2 separate regions of the Mus musculus genome follow, and region 1 is linked to region 2. Evidence: chromatin loops called from intact Hi-C (ENCODE). Cell type or tissue: heart. All regions are shown on one strand. Links, peaks and the distances in the headings refer to the core of each region. The heading gives the core; the rest is flanking DNA. Region 1 has its middle 18 kb from the start of Tmem266. Region 2 has its middle 32 kb from the start of Ireb2.

Evidence for each region. Peaks named below come from ENCODE experiments on the same cell type or tissue, not always from the same donor. Only the 100,000 strongest peaks of a DNase experiment are listed, where the experiment ranks them.
Region 1: it touches region 2 in a loop (6-fold over the local background); 6 of 42 quality-filtered maps call a loop at or near these places.

Annotation. Positions count from the first base shown.
Region 1 is chr9:55,304,392-55,314,357 of GRCm38, reverse strand. It overlaps the pseudogene Gm15625. Among named protein-coding and RNA genes, the nearest start is that of Tmem266, 18 kb to the left of the region's middle. In heart, for the core only: no CTCF peak of the experiment used is centred there; a DNase peak (open chromatin) is centred at 5,707.
Region 2 is chr9:54,826,654-54,836,619 of GRCm38, reverse strand. No RefSeq gene overlaps it. Among named protein-coding and RNA genes, the nearest start is that of Ireb2, 32 kb to the left of the region's middle. In heart, for the core only: CTCF peaks have their summits at 5,805 (motif pointing left) and 6,674 (motif pointing right); no DNase peak of the experiment used is centred there.

The DNA of each region.
Region 1 (9,966 bases), core at 2,669-7,668, 480 kb before region 2:
CTGGGGGCAGAGAATTCTGGGAAGGAAAAAATACAGAATCTCACTAAAGGAGTAGTTATTCTGCCCATCTCTTTAGCATAGCCTACACTGAGCCTACCTTCCCTAGCGTCGCTCCCTTAGCCAACGTGATTGAGCTGCCAACCCAGCTGCAACGTCAAGTCTCCCCACAGGCTACCATTTGCTTTACCTTTAGGTGGTCACCAGAGGACTCGAGTCCCTTCTGCACATCTATAGTTTCATAGGTAGGAGAATTTTAAAACCCAAGAGGACCAGCAGAGGAAGATGAGTCAGCAGTTTTACCCTCACGTTTTTACCCCCAAGCTGGACATCCACATGGTTAAAGGAGTACTCCAGCCAGTGGTCCTCTGACCCGCACATGCATGTGTGTACAAATGTGTACACGTGTACACTCCCTCACATACTGAATTAATAAAAACATACACGAAGAAGAAAACTCAGAAGTAACTTTAGGACACTGTTAACTGGAGTTTGAGGGATAAAACAGGGCTGGCAAGCAGGAGGCCTTGGCTGCTGCTGCTGAGGTGGGCGTGAGAAAAAGGAGCTGGTGAATTAGAAGAAAGCAGTCAAGCTCTGCAAGGATGCCTGTGAGCTTTGAGGGCACAGGAGGGTGTTCAGAGGATAGGGAAGGGGAGAGCGGTGGGGGGAGCAAACGCTGGGCTTTTCTGAGTACACAGTGTTGGGTTTCATGTAGATGGTTTCATTCAAGTACTAGTACTCACCTCTCCCCATTCTCTCCCTTCACATGCCCTCTCTCCACTGGTCTCTCTCCATCCATTTCTCCGTTTTCATGGCAGATGTATGAATATATGAATGAATTCTAGGACACAAATGAGAAAGCATACAATATTTATCTGTGTGTGTGTCTGGTTCACCTGTGGAATATGACCATCTCCAGTTCAATCCAGTTGTTAACAAATGATAGGATTTCTTTGGTATTTTGTTTTGTTTTGTTTTGTTTTGTTTTGTTTTGTTTTTGAGACAGAGTTTCTCTGTGTGAGATTCCTGGCTGTCCTGAAACTCTCCATGCAGACCAGGCTGACCTCAAACTCATAGTCATCTGCCTCTGCCTCCTGAGTGCTGCAACTAAAGGCGTGCACCACCACTGCCTGGCTAGAATCTCATTCTGCAAATGAATAGAACTCTGTTGTGCATATATACCACCTTTCTTTGTCCACTGTCTCTCCATAGATGATCTGAGAACTCTGTGATTGTGAATAGTGCCGTAATAAATACAGATGTTTGGGTATCTCCGAAGTATGCTAATTTAGACCTGAAGTGCTATGTCTAGGTCATATGGTAGTCCTATTTTTAGTTAGGTTTTTTTTTGAAGGATTTCCATACTGATTTCACAGAGGCTTGACTAATTTCCATTCCCACCAGCAGTATATAAGTGTGCCACAATTAATCTAAATTGTGAAAAGGTGAAGCAAGGTAGAAATGTCCTGTCGTTGAAGCCAGAGAGGAACTGAGGGTTTAGGCGAATGTGAATACTAAACATAGCATCTTTAAGGTCTAACACTGTGAACCAGGAGGTTGTGGTGGGAACCTGCCCCAATGAGGTATAAGGATTGGGAACTAGAGTTAGATCAGGATTACAGCCTCATTGTGGCCCACAGTCATAGACCAACCTGTAGGGTCTATCTGACTTCTTTACTGCCAAGGTAAGAGTGTTGTATGAAGAGTTACATGAGCACAGAAGCCAGGGATTTATCAATGAGAAGCTGTGAGCTTTTTATGCTTTAGCCTTCAGTAACTGGGGGGGTTCAGGGGAGGCTGCTGGGCCCATCAGTGGTAGTTGAGAAGGGAGTGACTGTTAGTGTTCAGGGATGGAAGTAACTCAGACCACAGAGGAGTGTTTTGGATGATGCTCTAGTAGACTCTAGGGAGGGATCTTTGGCCCCAGACAGCTCCAGACTATCACAGGATGGGGGAGGGGACCTCCAAAAAAAAAAAAAACGCCTGAGTGGCTCTGAAGTCGAGACATTGTATCTCTACCCCAGAAGTAAACAGAGCAGCATGGTAGGACTTGAGAATGAATAGAAGGTGTTGCCTATGGTACAGGTCAAGAGGAGTGGAAAGGGGATGGATGGAGCTTCTGGTGAAGAGAATTGGGCACTGGAATTCTAACCATAGAAGGTGCTAGGGTGAAAAAAGTTACTCCCTTATCAATAAGTAATGTAATCTTGGCCCATGGCCAAGATTTAGGGCAACCTAAAGTTCATCTCCATGGAGATAGAAAATACAGAAACCTTATAGTCTCAGCCCCCCATCAATCTTTTTCATTATGATCTTTGTAGTTTAGGAATAAAGTCATGTATACTTGGCATTTTTCAGGTTTAACCTAATCATAGTGGCCTTGGTTGGAGGTCAGACTTACCTCATGTAGAAGAGAGGGACATTTACTTTTGATGGGCCCCCACTTTGCAGATTGGACATAGGCTAAGAGGAGGCTTCTACTCTGGAAGCTTTAGGCACTTCTGGCTAAAATGTGCTGCCAGATTGCAAGATACAGCAGAGTCCTTTGACCAGAGGCTGGTTTAAGGCTTTAGCCCGAACTGTTTAGACACTAGGTGGCGCTCTAGGATTTCCTGAGCTAGACATGGAATCTGCAGCCCTGTATAGATAGCGTGTCATGTTTAACCTTGCCTCCTCCAGTTTGGCTTTTCTAGTTCTTGAGGTCTTTTCTAGGCTTTAGAACATGTAGGCTGTGTCTAATAAAGCGGGGGACAAGTCTGAGTCCCCGGTGGAGTATTGAAGCTGTTGTCTCCTCTCTGGAGAAGTTTGGCTTATAACATACACGGTCAGGATGGCTCAGCCTTCCTATCTACTGGGGTCCACATTGGTGCACTTGCACATGGTTTCGGCTTGCTTAAGTTGAAAGGGACCAGGATTCTTGGCAGCTTTCTGTGTTGTGTTCTACAAGTTTTTGTAGTTAATGAGTTTGATACTGGCATTTTAATTCCCTCTAATACATAGCTAATTATATTATCTCAGTGAGCCCATCCTTGTCATTTCCTGCAGCAGCGCTGATGTGGCCATTGGACGCTCATAACAGCAATAGCTATGGAAACTGGCCTGGCTGTAACTGGATGGTGAGCACACACCTCATCAGGCACATACTGAGTACCAGATGCAGCTTCTCCATGAATGCAGCAGGTGGTTGGAGTGATGGAGACGCACTGTTAGCCTAGCTCAAAAGCTCAGCGAGCCTTTGAATGCCTATGGAACTGGGCATCATCGCTAAAAGGTCCTGATTGGGTTTATATTTGGGACAGATTGGGGGGATGGGGTGTGTAACTGAATGGTACCAAAGAGAAATTTTTACTGCAGGAGAAGCAGTAGTTTTTAATTGTTCATGGGTGCACAGATAATTAGAATAATGTAGATGTGTTGCTATGTTGGATCAAAAGCCACAATGAATCCTCTGAATTCGCTAGTGCAGATGAAGGGATCAGGGCTGAAAGATCCTAATATGGATTATATTTGGGACAGACTGGGCATGGGGAAAGGGATGTGTAGCTGCTGGCACTGCAATCCTTATTAGCTGCCTTGCAAAAGAGGAAAGCTGTCCTCTGAAGGGGTGGGATGGCTTTCTCTCTTCCTTGAGTTTCTGGAGCAAGTGCATGATGGGAGAATGTGTCTGGATAAAAAGGGGTGTGGATGGAAAGAGATCTTTGGAGGAGGAAGGAGAGGAGGAGAAGCTGAAGAGGATGATGTGGGGGAGGGGAAGGTGCAGTAGAGAAGCTGGAAGTTAAGCCTGGATATGTACAAAGAAGAAGCTATGAAGGGTGTCAGCTGTGGCTGAGTTTGAGGAAAATGCAAAGTTCAGGAGAATCTAGTAAAATACATAGCACATCCCTATTGCATCTGTGGTCTTGTGACAGTCTCGAAAGCTTGGTTATAAGAAATCTCAGAGTCCTTTCCTAAATTACAAACAACGTAATCTAATGGCAGGATGAAGTAATAGCTCAATGTGCCCCAAGGCAGCCAGCATTATTGATCTGGAACTGTGTTAAGGGTCAAGTTTTGCTGTGGAAGAAATTGTTTTCTTTCTTTCTTCCTTTTTTTTTTTTTTTTTCAGAGTCTGAGAATCAAATTTAGACTAGTTCTTAAGACAGCATCCCAGGGGTGAGTCAGAAGGAATAGAAAGCTCAGGGCTTGTCACACGAGTTCCATGGCTGTGCATTTACCTTTGAGGGCAACAGACCTCTCCTGTCAGCAGAGTGAAACCAAGACTCCCTGCACCAATTCCACTGAGGCATCCTCTTAGAATAGTCTCTCTCCAATTCCCAAAGGTGGGATACAGTTTCTCTCTGGATCCAAACCAACCTGACGGGTCAGACTAGATTGACCTTGAAGGGAAAGCTCACAGACTAAAACTATCAACTCAGCCATGACTGAAAGTGAAGGGGACTCAAACTGTCTTGGAGAAAAATGAAAGCCTGGTTACTAGTAGGTCTCTTGATTTAGGAAGTCTGACTGGGACTTCCTATACAAGCACAAACACCATAAGCCACATGCTCAGGCTCCTCCCAACTTGAGAGAGCTGTGACAGACGTTGTGGTGGAGGAAAAGGAGAGGGCTGGCAGAAGGGTCCTTACAGTAGGCACAGATCCATGTGCATGAACTACAACTGTCATCTGTGCCACCCAGAAAATGAAGGGTCTCCCAGGAAGAATTGGAGTGGACTATAGAAGGCTACTCTTTGTCCATTGCCTTCAGACACTATCAAGGATAACTATGGCTAGGGTTATTTTGCTGCAAGTGGGAAGTGAGGCGTTTCCCAGGAGGCAGGAACTACTTACTTAAGCTTGGGTGACAGCAGTGCAGAGTCACAGGTGAAGGCCTTGGGGGCTTCCTAGAGAGCAGCTCAAGAATCCTAAGTAGTCGAAGGGCCAAACGGCTGGCATCTACAAGTACTGGATGGAGGAGAGGCTAAGGAAGGTGTGATAGTTTGTATATGCTTGACCCAGGGCGTGGCACCAGTAGGAGGTGTGTCCTTGTTGGAGTAGGTGTGTCACTATGAATGTGGGTTTTAAGACCCTCAGCCTCGCTGCCTGGAAGCCAGTCTTCCCCTAGCTGCTTTCAGAACAAGATGTAGAGCTCTCAGCTCCTCCTACACCATGCCTGCCTAGATGCTGCCAAACTCCTGCCTTGATGATAACGGACTGAACCTATGAACCTGTAAGCCAGCCCCAATTAAATGTTGTCCTTTATAAAAGTTGCCTTGGTCATGGTGCCTCATCAGAGTAATGGAGACCCTAAGACAGAAGGCATGGTGGCTAGTTTTATGTCAACATGACATAAGCTTAGAATCATTTTGGAAGAGGGAATCTCACTTAAAGAAAATGCTTCCACCAGCTTGCCCTGAAGGCAAGTCTCTGGTATATTTTCTTGATTTATGTGGAAAGTCACAGCTTACAGTAGGTGGTGCCACCTCTTGGCTGGTGATCCTGGATGGTATAAGATAGCAGGCTAAGCAGTCATAGGGAGCAAGCCAGTAGGCAGTGTTCCTCCATGGCCTCTGCATCAGTTTTTGCCTTCAGGTTCCTGCCCTAACTTTCCTGAAAGAGGAGCTACAAGCTGTAAGGCGAAATAAACCCTTCCTCCCCAAGTTTCTTTTGATCATGTTGTTTAGCACAGCAGTAGAAACCCTGACTAAGACTGGAAGCAAAGAGGAAGTTCTCCGTCCAGGCTGCCGAAATGTGCAGGGAGTGCTGGTGACAAGCACAAAGCGTAGGGATAGTGTATATACCAGACCAGAAGTAGAAAGATTAAAGAAAAATTACCTCTTAAAAAAAGAAAAAGAAAAACCCTTAAAGAACAGATAGAAACACAGCAGGCAAATTCCCTGAATCAGCCCCTTGAGAAGGAATGGCGTCCTTTCAAAACATATGTGGTTCCCAGGAGGTTGTGTCTGGATGGATGAGTGAACATCTCCCCATCTAGGTAAAAATTAAATTTTATAGTACCAGTTGTTTTTCTTGATTTTGGTCACTTGGGATAAAGAGGCAAGGTCCTTTGGGGTTAGGCTCCTGTTTTAAACTATTTTGTGATGCTGTACCTTGCACATGCATGCCATGCCCTGCACCTGGGGAGCTCACCAGGGCTTTGCTTCTCTCTGGGTCCAGCCCCACAGAGCAGGGCTCGCCACTTGCTTGCTATGTTTCAGTCAGGGTTCTTGGTTTCTCGTACAAATCTCGCCTATACTTGCTAGTATAAGACCTTTCCGTTCCTTTGTCCACTGCTGTTCTCTGGTGCCTTTCTGTTCCCACAGCTGACATCCATTGCTTCAGCCCTTTATGAAGGGACATACTATATTTCTCCACAGTCTTCTATCTCCACCCTCCTAAGTATTCCTATAGAACATGCAGGATCTGGGGATGATCGTGTGTCTTGAAGAGATGTGGGATAGGTGATAAAGTGGCTTTAGTGGACTGACATTACAAACTAATGACAACTGAGGATCTGGCAGAGTACAGCCGCAGAAGTCTAAGAGAAACAACAGAACGACAGTGGCTTTCTTGCCTCTTTTTAAAAAACGGCAGTAGAGATCAAATGGAAAGCAGTCAGGAAGCTGGAGAGGTGACTCAGCAGTTATGAGCACTGACTGCTCTTCTAGAGGACCAGAGTTCAGTTTCCAGTACTCACACGGCTGCTGACAACCATCTGTGCCTCCAGTTCCAGGGACACAACCCTCATTGGGCACCCTCCCCACCCCCACCCCCACAGTATGCATACATACATGTAGTAGAAAGACTCCTGTATGAAAAATAGTTGTTTTTGTAAAAACAGACCTTGAGAAAAATGCCAATAATCTGACATTTGTTTAATGTAAAACCTCATGAAAATACCATGTTGACAAGATAGGCAAGTTCTGCTTATATAAACGTGTGTCTTTTTGGTTGTGAGCCTCTCATTTAACAGCTGTGCCATCTCTCCTGCCCACTTTAAAATAATTTTGTAGGAAAAGCTATGCCCAAATACTGCTCGGTTTCAGTTCACTTTTCTTTACCCTCCCCACTCTCCTTCCCACTCATGCAGGGCTGAGGAGCAAACCCAGGATCTCAAGAGTTTGACCTACTAAGCCACACCCCTGCCTGAGTTGTTCATTTCTCAGGGTTAGCAAATAATTGTAATTATAACTAAAATCTGTGAACAAGGTGAAATGACCTTTATAATTCTAATTGCTACAAATGAAACTTTGGTCTCCATTTTAAGGGGATGGACTGCAAGTGAACTTTTTTTTTTTTAATATGTTATCCTTAGAGAACTGAGGACTAAGATACATTGTATCTTTGAGATTTTAAAGAATCTTAGGCGTTCTAAACTTGGCCTAGTGGTGAGTACTTGTAATTCTGTCATTTGGGAGGGTGAGGTAGGAGGATCCCTATGAGTTGGATGCAACATAGTGAGAGAAGAGGGAGAGGAAGATGGGAAATGGCTGATGGGGGTAAAGAGGGAGAGAGACAGGAGGGTAGCACTAACTGGGAGTGGTGTGGGCTTTTGGGAGCAGGCAGCCATTCTCATTCAAACCACCACAGTGTCCTTATCTAACCTTCCCCTCCCTCTCCCCTCCTCCTGCCCTTCCCCCTGCCCCTTCCCCCTCCTCTCCTCTTCTTAACTGGTACACACTGTTAACACCTAAATTTCAAGTTTGGAAATGCATATTTGTAAGCAGCAATATAAAAGTATTCGTGAAGAATGCATAATCTCTGGAAATTATGGAAACGTCCCAGCTACCCCATGCATTTCTAAGTACAAACTAACATTTGTTACTTCTGTGTAGCTAGAGAGGTTTGCTTTCAAAACAGATAAGATTCAGTCTCTAGGTGTGAATGGTGTGAATGACGGTCTTTCTTTTTAATTTCTAGTCATTTGGGATCTTTAAGCATGCAAAAGCTTTGAGCAGGGTCCACAAAGGAACCAGTGCTGCATCACAGCATCCAGTGGGGCCAGAGCTGGGATGCCTCTGGGTCATCTACATCAGGACTAGAAGCACTTGAATCATCAGTCCTTTGGCCACGGTTTGGATGACTACCACACCCATGCCCTCGTCTTCCCTGTCCCAGGGCCTCCGTAATTGATCTCCACTTGAGACTTTATATCATTTGCTGGCTTCCAGAAATGAAGGTCCACAGCCGAATCTGCAACACGAACCTCTTCACTTTTTTTTTTTACTTATGCAGAACAAATGCCCTTTTCCATTGTCCATCAGTACCTTCATTTGGTTTTCAGATATTTAATTCTTCTTTTGCTCAGTCTTTATTTCAAATAGCTTCCCACTTATCCGAAGGCATCTCTTGTGGATCCTCTTCCTCAATCTCTTCAACTTCGCTGTCATTACTTTCACTGTCTGCCTCTGGGTTTCCTCAGTTACATTTGATTGATCCAAATCAGTTCACTAATCTCTGACAGTTCCCCAGTCCGTGAAAGCCACCACCTCCAGCTTCAGGCCAGATCTACCACTTCCACTGTACCTAACAATTCACATTTGCCACGAGGATCGAATCCATCGCCTCAGTCCATCCTCTATCCGCAGCCTCCTTGTGCCCTTCCCACGTCACCTCGGCCTCAGATGGGCCGTTCAATAATGTCCATCAATTGAAAATTCACCACCTTCACCCTTCAAGTGGCTTTTCAAATCTTTCACGAGGTGGTTGGCTTTCTGGGTCTCCTATAAATTTTTTTCCCTTCACACTGAAGGTGTTGATCAGGTCTCCTCCCTGCTCACTTTATTCCTGTCACCAGCAACAGTCTCCTCCTCTTTGTCAGCCACGCCCACATGCTGGGCATCAGGTTCTTGTGATCTTTCTGTGACTCCTTGCACACAACTGACCACCACATTGGAGTTGTTCTAAATCTCAGCCTTAGCCAAGCTCTTGGTATGGGGGGCCAGGGGAGGGGCAGAGCAATGGGGGAGGCCCTATGCCACCTGCACCTCTGCTGGTGGCTTTTGTTCTCTGCTGCCCTCAGTAAGGGTCTCATTGCTCATCAAATGGTCATTGGTGACCACGCAGCTGAAGCCTTTCTGTAGGTATCCAGGCATAATGGAGGCTCAGCAGAGCCTTCCTCCAGTGATTACTGTAGACTGAGCCTAGCCAAAAGCATCTGTTTCTGATCTTTTCACAAGATTCATTGTCTAATCTTCTAATATATATTTTATATATTTAATATATAAATATATTCAAATATATATTTGATTGACATTTAGTAGATGACAGATTATCTTCTTGACTAAACCCTAGAGCCCCACCTCCATATCTCCATTTGGCCTCAGCCTAGGACCATAAAGGTTGGAAAAAACAAAAAGTGATATAATTCTAACACCTCAAGGCTATGTCTCAAGGATGCCACCAGCCATCCTCCCTCACAAAAGTTCATGCCTAAAAAATACTAAGGTATATGTGGCAGTTTGAATATGCTTGACCCAGGGAGTGGCACTATTTGGAAGTGTGGCCTTGTTGGAGTAGGGGTGTCACTGTGGATGTGTGCTATAAGACTCTTGTCCTAGCTGCCTGAAGCCAGTCTCCTGCTAGCAGCCTTCAGATGAAGATGTAGAACTCTCAGCTCTGCCTGCACCATTCCTGCTTGGATGCTGCCATGCTCCTACCTTAATGATCATGGACTAAACCTCTGAACCTGTAAGCCAGCCCCAATTAAGTGTTGTCCTTATAAGAGTTGCCTTGGTCATGGTGTCTGTTCACAGCAGTAAAACCCTAAGGCAGCACAGCACAACAATCTGCTGCTATACAGCCAATACCTGATGGCAGAGCCCTTGCACTTTGGTCTCTGTGGGAAGATCCTGAGTCTCATGTTGCTGATCGCCGGTTGGCAGCGCGAGTGCTCTGCTTTCTGTGATGTTCACTTTCTGTATTCCTGCCACCTTTCTCCTGTCCCTCCCCCTTGTCTTTAAGATGTTTTATCATTACCTCTGTGTCATCA
Region 2 (9,966 bases), core at 3,361-8,360:
TGTACATATATAGGTTGTTGTGTAAGACCCCCGAAGCTGGGCCTCCGCTTAAGTCCCAGTATGAACTGGCCAGCACCCCAGTGACCCAAGAGAAAACCACACCTGATGCAAACTGCGAGAGGTTTTATTATCAGCTAGCTGAGGACGAAGTCCCTCCCAGGGGAGTTCGACCCAAGCGGTGACAGTAGGGGGCTTTTAACAGCTAGCTGAGGAATTGGGAGGAGTTGGGAGGAGTTGGGAAGAGTTGGGAGGAATTGGGAGGAGTTGGGAGGAGTTGGGAGGAGTTGGGAAGAGTTGGGAGGAATTGGGAGGAGTTGGGAGGAGTTGGGAGGAATTGGGAGGAGTTGGGAGGAGTTGGGAGGAGTTGGGAAGAGTTGGGAGGAATTGGGAGGAGTTGGGAGGAGTTGGGAGGAATTGGGAGGAGTTGGGAGGAGTTGGGAGGAGCTGGGAAGAGTTGGGAGGAATTGGGAGGAGTTGGGAGGTGTTGGGAGGAATTGGGAGGAGTTGGGAGGAATTGGGAGGAGTTGGGAAGAGTTGGGAGGAATTGGGAGGAGTTGGGAGGAGTTGGGAAGAGTTGGGAGGAGTTGGGAAGAGTTCTTCTCTTCCAGGTGTCCTTGGTGAAATTTACAAGGCAGGAGTGGGGAGTGAGTTCTTTCTGAATTTTTATCTCCGTTTCCTCGGCACAGGAAGGCAGGCATCTCTGTTTGTACAGTATAGAAACAAAAAGGCTTTTTGCTGGCTATAGAGAACAAAGAGCTTCTTTCTGGCTGTATTTTTAGAGATCAGGGAAAACAAGCTTGGGGAACGTCCAGGGGCTTTACCTTCCAGGGAGAAATGCTCTAAGTCGGGGTCCCACAGTTGAATGACCACAAAAGGTTAAAGAGGCCACAGCAGAATTCAAGGGACATCGCGTGCTAGAAGCTGGAAAGCTGACAGAAGCACATAAAAAATCCCCTGCTGGAGCCCTGGGCCATTGTCAGGCCATTGTCTAGCCAGATTTCAGCTGCAGAAACAAGGTGACCAAGGTCTGCAGAGGTGGAGGACAGGACTGTGTCTAGGCAAACAAATGGGCAGATGGGTAGATAACAGGTGCGGAGGGACCAACAGGTAGCTGGATAGATTGTAATCTGATAGGCTGTGTCAACAGTGGAGACTGAGCCCAACTGAAGCCCCTGGGACAGTCAAGAGCTCTCTGTACGTCAGTCTCCTTACACACACACCAGGTGTCAGATGGGGGCCATAACTATCCCAGCGCTAGGTGTCCCCTTCCTTATGAGGTACAGGTGAAGCAGTTGTTCCTTCTCCCAGATTGGCTCTTTGGCCTGGTTTTTCTGAGATGATTTCAGTACCTGGGCTCCTTTAGTCCCTGTTTATTCTGATAAATATATATATAGGGTGGTATCCAGTCTAGGTTTAGGAATAGCTTGTTAAAAGTCTGTGCTATTAACAAACGTGCTGATGGTCCACAGACATAGCTCATCGGCTAAGAACGCTTGCAGAAGACCTGAGTTCGGTTCCCAGGATCCACAACTCTCTGGGACCCAATGCCATCTTCTGCCCTCTGCAGGCCCCAGGCATGCATGTAATGTACAGACATGCAGGAAAACCAACAGTAACAGTATATATGCAACATTGGGTGTGGTGGCACAGGATTGTCGTTCCAGGTACTTGGAAGGCTGAGGCAAATATCAAAAAGCAAAAGACCAGCCTAGTCAACCTAGCGAGCGACTGTCTTAAATAGTAAAAGGGGCAGGGGTGAGAGCAAGGAGGGCTAGGGATATGACTGAATGACGGAGTAGTTGCCTGACGTAATTCAAGCCACTGACTGTGCTAACATGAAGGACAGCCTCCATGCCCAGAGACTGAAGTTAAAGTTACCTGGGGAGAATTCCATTTGCACTAAACATGTATATTTTCTCTTACCATTATTTGCTTCTCTGCATGGTTGTGAATGTTTGACATCCAATTGCCTGTGTTTCCTGCCCACACTACTTTGTAATTTGAATTCAAAACCTTTCTTCCCTGGCTCTTGCTCACAGATCCATTACTAGACACAGGCTTTGGCTCAGGAATTGGGGCTATAACCCAAGCACACACAACAAGGTGTGAAGAAGTTCATTGAGGCTGCTGGGAAAGGAGCCTCTGCTGCCTTCTGTACATGTTACTATAAATGTATACAGTAAATTAATACAGTGGCTGCATTTCTTTATCCTAGCTAGTTCCCCAATAACGACACAGAGAGACCATAATTTATTTTCAAGTTTTGCCTCAATACCTGGGAAGTCTAATGATTTATCTTAACCAACTAGGCTAATCTGGCTGCCTCCCAGCCAATGTCCCTATTAGCTTGCATTCAGGGTCTCCCATTCTTCAGCTGAACTCTCTCTCATAGACTCCTTCCTTCCTCCTTGTGGCAAAGTCTGACCCCTTTCTCTTTCCTTCCCTTGGCTGGCCGAAGCTCCACCCTATTCTCTCTTTTGCCCAGCCATTGGGTGATCAGCTTTTACTGACAAGGCAGAGAATAAATGGTAAGAATTGTGTACACAAACTTGAGACAGGAGATTCTTGATATAACCATTACAATGTGGATTGAAACAATATATGAAGGCAGAGAATTCAGCATTTGAATAACACACAAGGATAAGTTTTACATAGTGCACAAAAGCATTGTGTCTCCATTCTTCCTCTGCCCCCTGCAGAGGCTGGAACTTAAGGCCCTTGAGTTATATGTACCACAGTGCTGAGCTTGGAGCAGCAGGATCCCCTAGGACCTGTGGACTAGGGACTGTAGGAGACAGAGAAGTCAGAGACACTGGATCTCAGAAGTCAGCCTCAACCCTTCTCTGTAAGAGCTTCATCTTGCTATATGAGTCAACAAATTCTCTTTATAGCGTTTAATAAAAGCACTGTTCCTTGAGATGGCTCAGCAGGTAAAGGCACTTGCCACCAAGCCAACCACCTGGGTTTGATTTCCGGATCCCTTGAGGTGGAAGGAGGAATGAACTCCTGTCAACTGTCCTCTGACCTCCACAGTGGGCCACATGCTTTTGTGCACGCACACACACACACAATAATGATAGTAATAAACTATATAAGGCCACTGGTTCAGGCTCTGTGCTGTGCTTAACAGACCAAACCAAAGTGGCTTCACACTGAAGTTCCAGACCACCCCTCCAAAACTAAATTACTTGGCCATCTGAAAAAATGAAGCTATGGGGAGAGCTAACAAAAGTTCTGAAAGGCCAGTTTTGGTTGTCATGGTGAGAAGTGCTGCCTCAGCTTCAAGTTTAGAAGGAAAGCAGTTTTTTTTCCCTCTTTCAACCTCTTTCTACAAAGCCAATAGGCTCTGCTTAAATCATCAAAATGTGTATTGTTTTTTTTTATTATATTATTGTTGTTGTTGTTTATTTGTTTGTTTTTGAGACAGGGTCTTTCTACATGGTCCTAGCTATCCTGAGATGTAGACAGGGCTAGCCTCAAATTTACCTGCCTTGTTTCCTGAGTACTGGGACTAAAGGCATTCACCACTATACCTGGCTCACTGTTTTTGTTGTTGTTGTTGTTGGTGGTGGTGGTGGGTTTTTTTTGTTTGTTTGTTTTTTCGAGACAGGGTTTCTCTGTATAGCCCTGGCTGTCCTGGAACTCACTTTGTAGACCAGGCTGGCCTCGAACTCAAAAATCTGCCTGCCTCTGCCTCCCAAGTGCTGGGATTAAAGGCGTGCGCCACCACCGCCCGGCTACTCACTGTTTTTAAAGAAAGAGTTATTGCCAAATTTATTCTAGAGCTACAAACAAATTTGTTCTAGAAAAGTCATTTCGGTTTTTAAAAGTGCGGCTGTTATGTCTGACAACAGTTTAGGCCAATTGATGACCTTTCTTCCCTTCCTTTCTTCCTTTCTTATATCCTCCTGCCTCCACCTTTCAAATGCTGGGATTACAGATTTACACCATAATGCCTGGCTCAGTTTGAGAGTATGCACAAGTGTGTATACGTGTGTGTGTGTGTGTGTGTGTGTGTGTGTGTGTGTGTGTGTGTGCGCGCGCGCGTGTGTGTGTGCGTGTGTGTATTTGGTGTGAGGATTGAACCCAAGGCCTTGTTAGGGCTAGTTAGGTGCTCTAATACTGAGATACATCCCTACCCCTGTGTTTCCTCTGCTGTAATTTGCATTGAAAGGATATAACTGACGGGAGTTAGAGGGACCACTTAGTGGATAAGACTGGCTACTTTAACAGAGAACTCAGATTTAATTCCCTGCACCTTCATGTTGTGGTTTACAACCATTTGTAACTCCAGCCCTGGGGGACCCAATACCGTCTTTTAGCTTTTGTGAGAATGTTGGAGTTCGTCAAAAGACCCTTCTCACAAGGACCACAGAGACCGCCACCATCGCTGCAAAACGCATGAGGATTTTTATTATTCCAACATGTTGAGGACTCCCCTCTCAGCATGCAGGCCAGAGGAGAGACCAACAACAAAGAAAGAACACACTTTTTATACCTTTGAAAGGGACAGATTTGAGCAACAGGGTTCTCATTGGTGTAGCAAGTAACCCTTTTAGGCATTGGTTGGTTTGTATAGTGGCTAATTAACTCTTTGGCCTAGTCCCTCACTTTGCTTGCCCCCATGGTGGGTTATTATGATTTGGTCAGCAAAGTAATAGTACATTTTGAACTTATGGGTCAGCTATTAACATCGGGGGAATTCTCGCAACAAGGTCAGAGTGGTTTGTGATCTTTTTCAGAATTCAGTGTGTGTGCTAATCTTGTTATGGTTATTTCTCTGAGAACAGCTAATATTGTTTTGGTAGTTGCAAGCTTAATCATTTTGACTCTAAAACTATGTTTTTACATTTGTTTAGTCAGCCAGCTTTCTTTCTTTTTCTTTCTCTTTCTCTTTTTTCTTTTTTCTTTCTTTTCTTTTTTTTTTTTTTGACAGGGTTTCTCTGTGTAGTCCTGGCTGTCCTGGAACTCACTCTGTAGACCAGGCTGGCCTCAAACTCAGAAATCCACCTGCCTCTGCCTCCCAAGTGCTGGGACTAAAGGCGTGCGCCAACACTGTCTGGCTCTGCCAGCTTTCTTATTTGGCTCTGCACTTTGCCTGCTAGTACAGTTTGGAAAGTCCTTTTCGAAGGGGGAAGGTACTAGGTGGTCTTGATTTCACTTTGGATATTACAAGAATTGCATGTATATGATTCACAGACATGTATGCAAGCAAATCATCCATACACATAAAAAATGAAAAGAATGTAACTGATACTTTTAATAATTCCTGCTAGTGATTGGTCAGTGGTTCTCAACCTTCCTAGTGCTGTAATCCTTGATACAGTTCCTCTTGTGGTGATCCCCAACTGTAGTATTATTCTCATGGCTAACTGTAATTCTGCTACTGTTGTGAATCGTAATATAGATAGTTTTAGAGATAAAGTTTGCCAACGGGGTCACAATCCAATTGGTGGGGAACTGCTGGTCTAGATGGCTTGAGCAAACTATTTGCATCATTGAAATAATCTTAAAAACAAATGTGGTTATTAGGTGCAATGCACAGCTAACCCCTCATTGGGACTCATTAGTTGGTAGAACTAGAAGTAAGTCTTAATGAAAACCGAAGAAGATTAAAGGCTCCAAAAGTCAGCGCCTGAAGATAGGGGATGCCCAGGAAAGGCCTCAAACTGTGGTTTTCCAGGATGGTCAGGGGGCTGTGCCTGGGCACCAGAGTAGGATGTTTTGGTGAGAAAGAGAGAATCTGGAAGAAATTTGGGGTGATATAGCTCTCCAAAGGCAAATGCTTCACGCTGCTGCCACCCAGAGGCCATTGCATGCCTCTGACATAGAGTTGTGTGACATCCACTCACCCTAACAGGGAGCCCATTGCAGATCAAGGTACAGACACCACCAAAGCCCAACTTGATGAATCAATGATGTTTTTTTTTTCTTTAAAGTTTCTTGGTAATAGTTTATTTGAAGCAAAATAAACCACTACCAAGAAACATGGTGAAAGTTCCATCTCAAAAGGGTCAAAAGGGGAATTAACTGCTATGAGTTCTTTGCATTTAGGGCATCAAAGACGCAGCCTGTGCAGTGTGATGACGAATTCTTGGATGAGAAAGCGTGTAGACGGAAGTATTCCTATGGCAGAATATTTATAGCACTACTTTCAATGAAAGTGCTTCTTCGTGGGTTTTCTTTTGTTGTTGTTGTTTTTTAGTGTGCATTGGTGCATAAAGGTCTTGCTCAATATAATTTACATATTTCATACAGACTTTAAAGTGTCAGAGCCTAAAGAGGCTATGACATCAGGATTGGTGGCATACGCCTGCGATCCCAACACCAGAGAGGTGGTGACTGAAGAATGTCATGCATTTGAAGCTAGCTTGGGTTATGTAGGGAATACCCAGCTAACTAGGACTATAGAGTAAGAGTATGCCTGAAAAAGACAAGTGGAGAGAACCATATCCCTGAATGCTGTGCATACTGGTCTTGTGTCTCCCCAGATCAGAGTCATCCCCGGAGGTGATGCAAAGCAGGAGGGGGAGGCTGGATTGTCCAACCCACACTGTCTCTGGAAATGCAGGCCAGTAGCCCAGGTTTGGCAGGGCTTCTCTATGGGTTTCCGAAGGCCAGAGCCAAATTCAGGGGTTAAAGTGTGGGCTGCTATTAGGCACAATGACCTCTTGGGGGCAGCATCATGAAGCATTTGCCTTTAGAGATCTATAGACTATAGGTATTGTGTCTAGCCTTGATATCAGTGTTTAATGAAATACCCAGGGAGTAATACTAGCATGAAGTTCTCAGCAATACCTTCTAGAATTGTAAGAAATTCAATCAGTCCTTCCAAAGATACTGCCCCAGACCCAACATGGTGATGCACCCCTGTTAGGCACCTGGGAGGTGGAGGTGGGGAGGATAAGAAAGGAGTTCAAGGCCAGCCTGAGAAACATGACCCTGTCTCAAAACCCCACTACACAGAAACACAAACAACGACAAAAATTACAAATCAGCCATCCCACTAGGCTAAGTAGATATCACAAACGAGCTGCCCTTGTTCAAAACATTATAAGAGGGTTAGTGAGATAGTCATGTGATGTCCACTCAACCCAGTCAGGGAGTCAAAACCCAGGTACAGATATCAGCAAAATTCAACTCTGTGAACCAATGAGGTTTTGTTGCTGTTTTCTTTTTTTTAATGTGCATTGGTGTTTTAAGTGCCTGTGTACCTGCATGAGGGTGTTAGATCCCCTGGACTGGAGTTACAGATAGTTCTGAGCTCCCTATATAGGTGCTGGGAATTGAACCCCAGTCTCAAGAGGAGCAACTGGTCTCTTAACTGCTGAGCCATTTCTTCAGCCCAACCAATGAGTTTTTATTGGGGTTACTTACCAGGGTATGGGTGAAGGGTTACTTACAGGAGTAGAAATAACTCAAAGACAGCTGCATCACCAAAGTCCACCCTAGCATGGGTGACATCTCATAAAAGCTGGGAACCTGGAGCTCACTGCACAGCCTGCAGGCAGCTCAGCAGGTTGGAGAGTGCCCTTTCCACTCTCAGTTGGTGTTAAACCTCACCTGGGCAGCTAAGCTATTCTGCTTTTAGAGTCTTCTTCTCAGCTTGGCTCTCTGAGAGTTTTTTTGACAGGCTTTGCAACTCTGCTAGCCTAAGAGGAACACTCAGCTTTTATTGTTTATTTGGACAGGGAGGGGCTTAGTAAATCTGGTCACTTTCAGGGACTTCCTGAAGCTATTTTGAGTTGCTTATCTTCTACTTAAGGAACTTCCTTTCTGGATGGAAGGTCTCAGTCCTGAAGGAGACTGTTACAGAACAGATAGCCCAGGGGGTAAAGGTGGCTACTGCCAAGCCTGATGACCTGAGTTCAATCCCCAGAACCCATATGGTAGAAGGAGAGGCCCAACTCCTGTATCATGTCACATATACATGCTTGTACACACATGTGCACACACATGTAAATAATTAATGTGATAAATTTACCCAGAAGAGTCATACTCAGTAGGATCCCTAGCTTTGGGAGTCTGTTCATTTAAAGCTAATGAGATTAAAACCTGACTCTCCCTGATACCCTGAGCCTATCCGGTTAAAACTAATAAGTCATTCTACCCTATAGCACAGCGATGCTCTCCTCTAGTCCCAGAAGTCTGGAGGAGGAGGAAGAAAGATCCCTGGAGTCTGGAAGCATTCAACTTAGGCAACACAGTGAGACTATCATGTCAAAATGAAAAATCCTGGTGGGAGCCCTGAATGATAGCAGCCCCTTAACTAGTTTCAACAAAGCTACTCGAGGCTTCTGTAAGGGTGCAAGCCAATACCAGCCATCCCGTGCTCAGAAAGCCACAGCGGCTGTGTCACTCAGTCAACAGCCATGTTCCTCACCCGGGCCTTAGAGGCCTGTCCAGCTCTGCCCGTTCCTTATCTTCAAATCCTCCTTGCTCTGGACCAGCTTCATTCACTTTGCTTTTTGCTGTTCCTTGAACAATAAGCACAATCTGTTCTCTAGGTCTTTGCACACGTAGGAGTCTGTCTGGGACAGTCCCTCCAGGAGCACAGGGTTTCCTCCTTCACTCAGTCCGGGCCTGTGCTCAGGAACACCTTCTCAGAATACTTCACATATATGGCACAGCCCAGCTTTCCTACACAGTCCTGTTTTCTTCCTCCTAACGCCACTGACCACAGTTATGTGCACCACACAGCTGATTCTCCTGTTGTCTGTTTCTTGTTGTGATGTGGGCTGTAAGGGTGAGGGCTTGGTTGTTCTGTTCACTGCTGTATCCCCAGTGTCTAGAATTAACACGTGGTAGTTGCTCGACACATGTCAAGTCCCCCACAGGCATGCTCAAAAAGAGATTGAACTTGTCTCTCTGAACCCTGGAGGGAGCATTACCTGCAAGAAAAACCCAGAGCTCGCATTAGCCTTGGTGGCTATAAAGTGAGCACCTGTTTGTCGTGAGTCTTTCCCTGGGTGTGGCTGTGAATACGATGCTGGCAGCAGTGACATGGAAATTGTCTAGGCAGAGCAAAACTGAACCCAGACAACAGCAGATCTTTAATTCCCCGAGGCAGAGAGCCCTGTGGCTCTAGAGATGACATCTCATCGTGGGGCCAGATGCCACACAACCTCCTGACTCTTTGTTTGCTCTTACAACCCAGTGTCTTTGTGCACTGTTAAAGCAAGAAACCTTTTCTATGAGAGTGTGATGACTTAGTCCTGAAATGCTGAGAAAACTCTGGAATATTCATACCATGTTTCATAAAAAGAATTGACATTTACATCCCTGAGTGGTCCAGATTGCCTGGACTGCTCCTCGTCTTTGACTGATGCTCTCTCTGCACTCCACTGCCCATCTAGTTTCTGGACACACCAGCTTTAATTCCAGTCACCTTCCTGCTCCAAACATCAGTCCTTGTACAAAAGGCCAAAGTGCAAACTCTCTAGCCTGATATTTGAGCTTCCTGACACCCTACTCCAGGCTACTGATTTCTATTCTTGTTGGCTTCTCACCTCTCCTGGGTCTTTTGTGTCATCTAAGTCACCAAACAGGTCCTGAGCTCCCAGAGTTGATGACAGAAAGTCACCCCCACTTTCTCCAGCAACACAAAGCTACCCATCTATCTGTCACTCAGTACCCTGCTTTTCCTGAAGTCTTCCATGTTTGTACACCTCCACAGGGCTCTTTCACTCTGCGGGCACATGGCACCATTCTTTGTGCCTTCCTGTCGGCATCCCTTGCAGACCCAGGGAAAGCCTGAGGGGGAAGCTGGGTTAGAAGGATCCAACAGCAACACTGCTTCACACCAGCCCCATCTCAGGCCCCCTTCCCAACACCTTTGACCTTCTGGAGCTCCAGCCTACTCATTCCATTGGTCCCTTGTGTCACAGCTGACATTCTCCTCTCAGTTTTGTCTCTGAGCCCCTCTCCTTTTAGCAGAATTCAGGTTTTTACAGTGTGAACATTGGC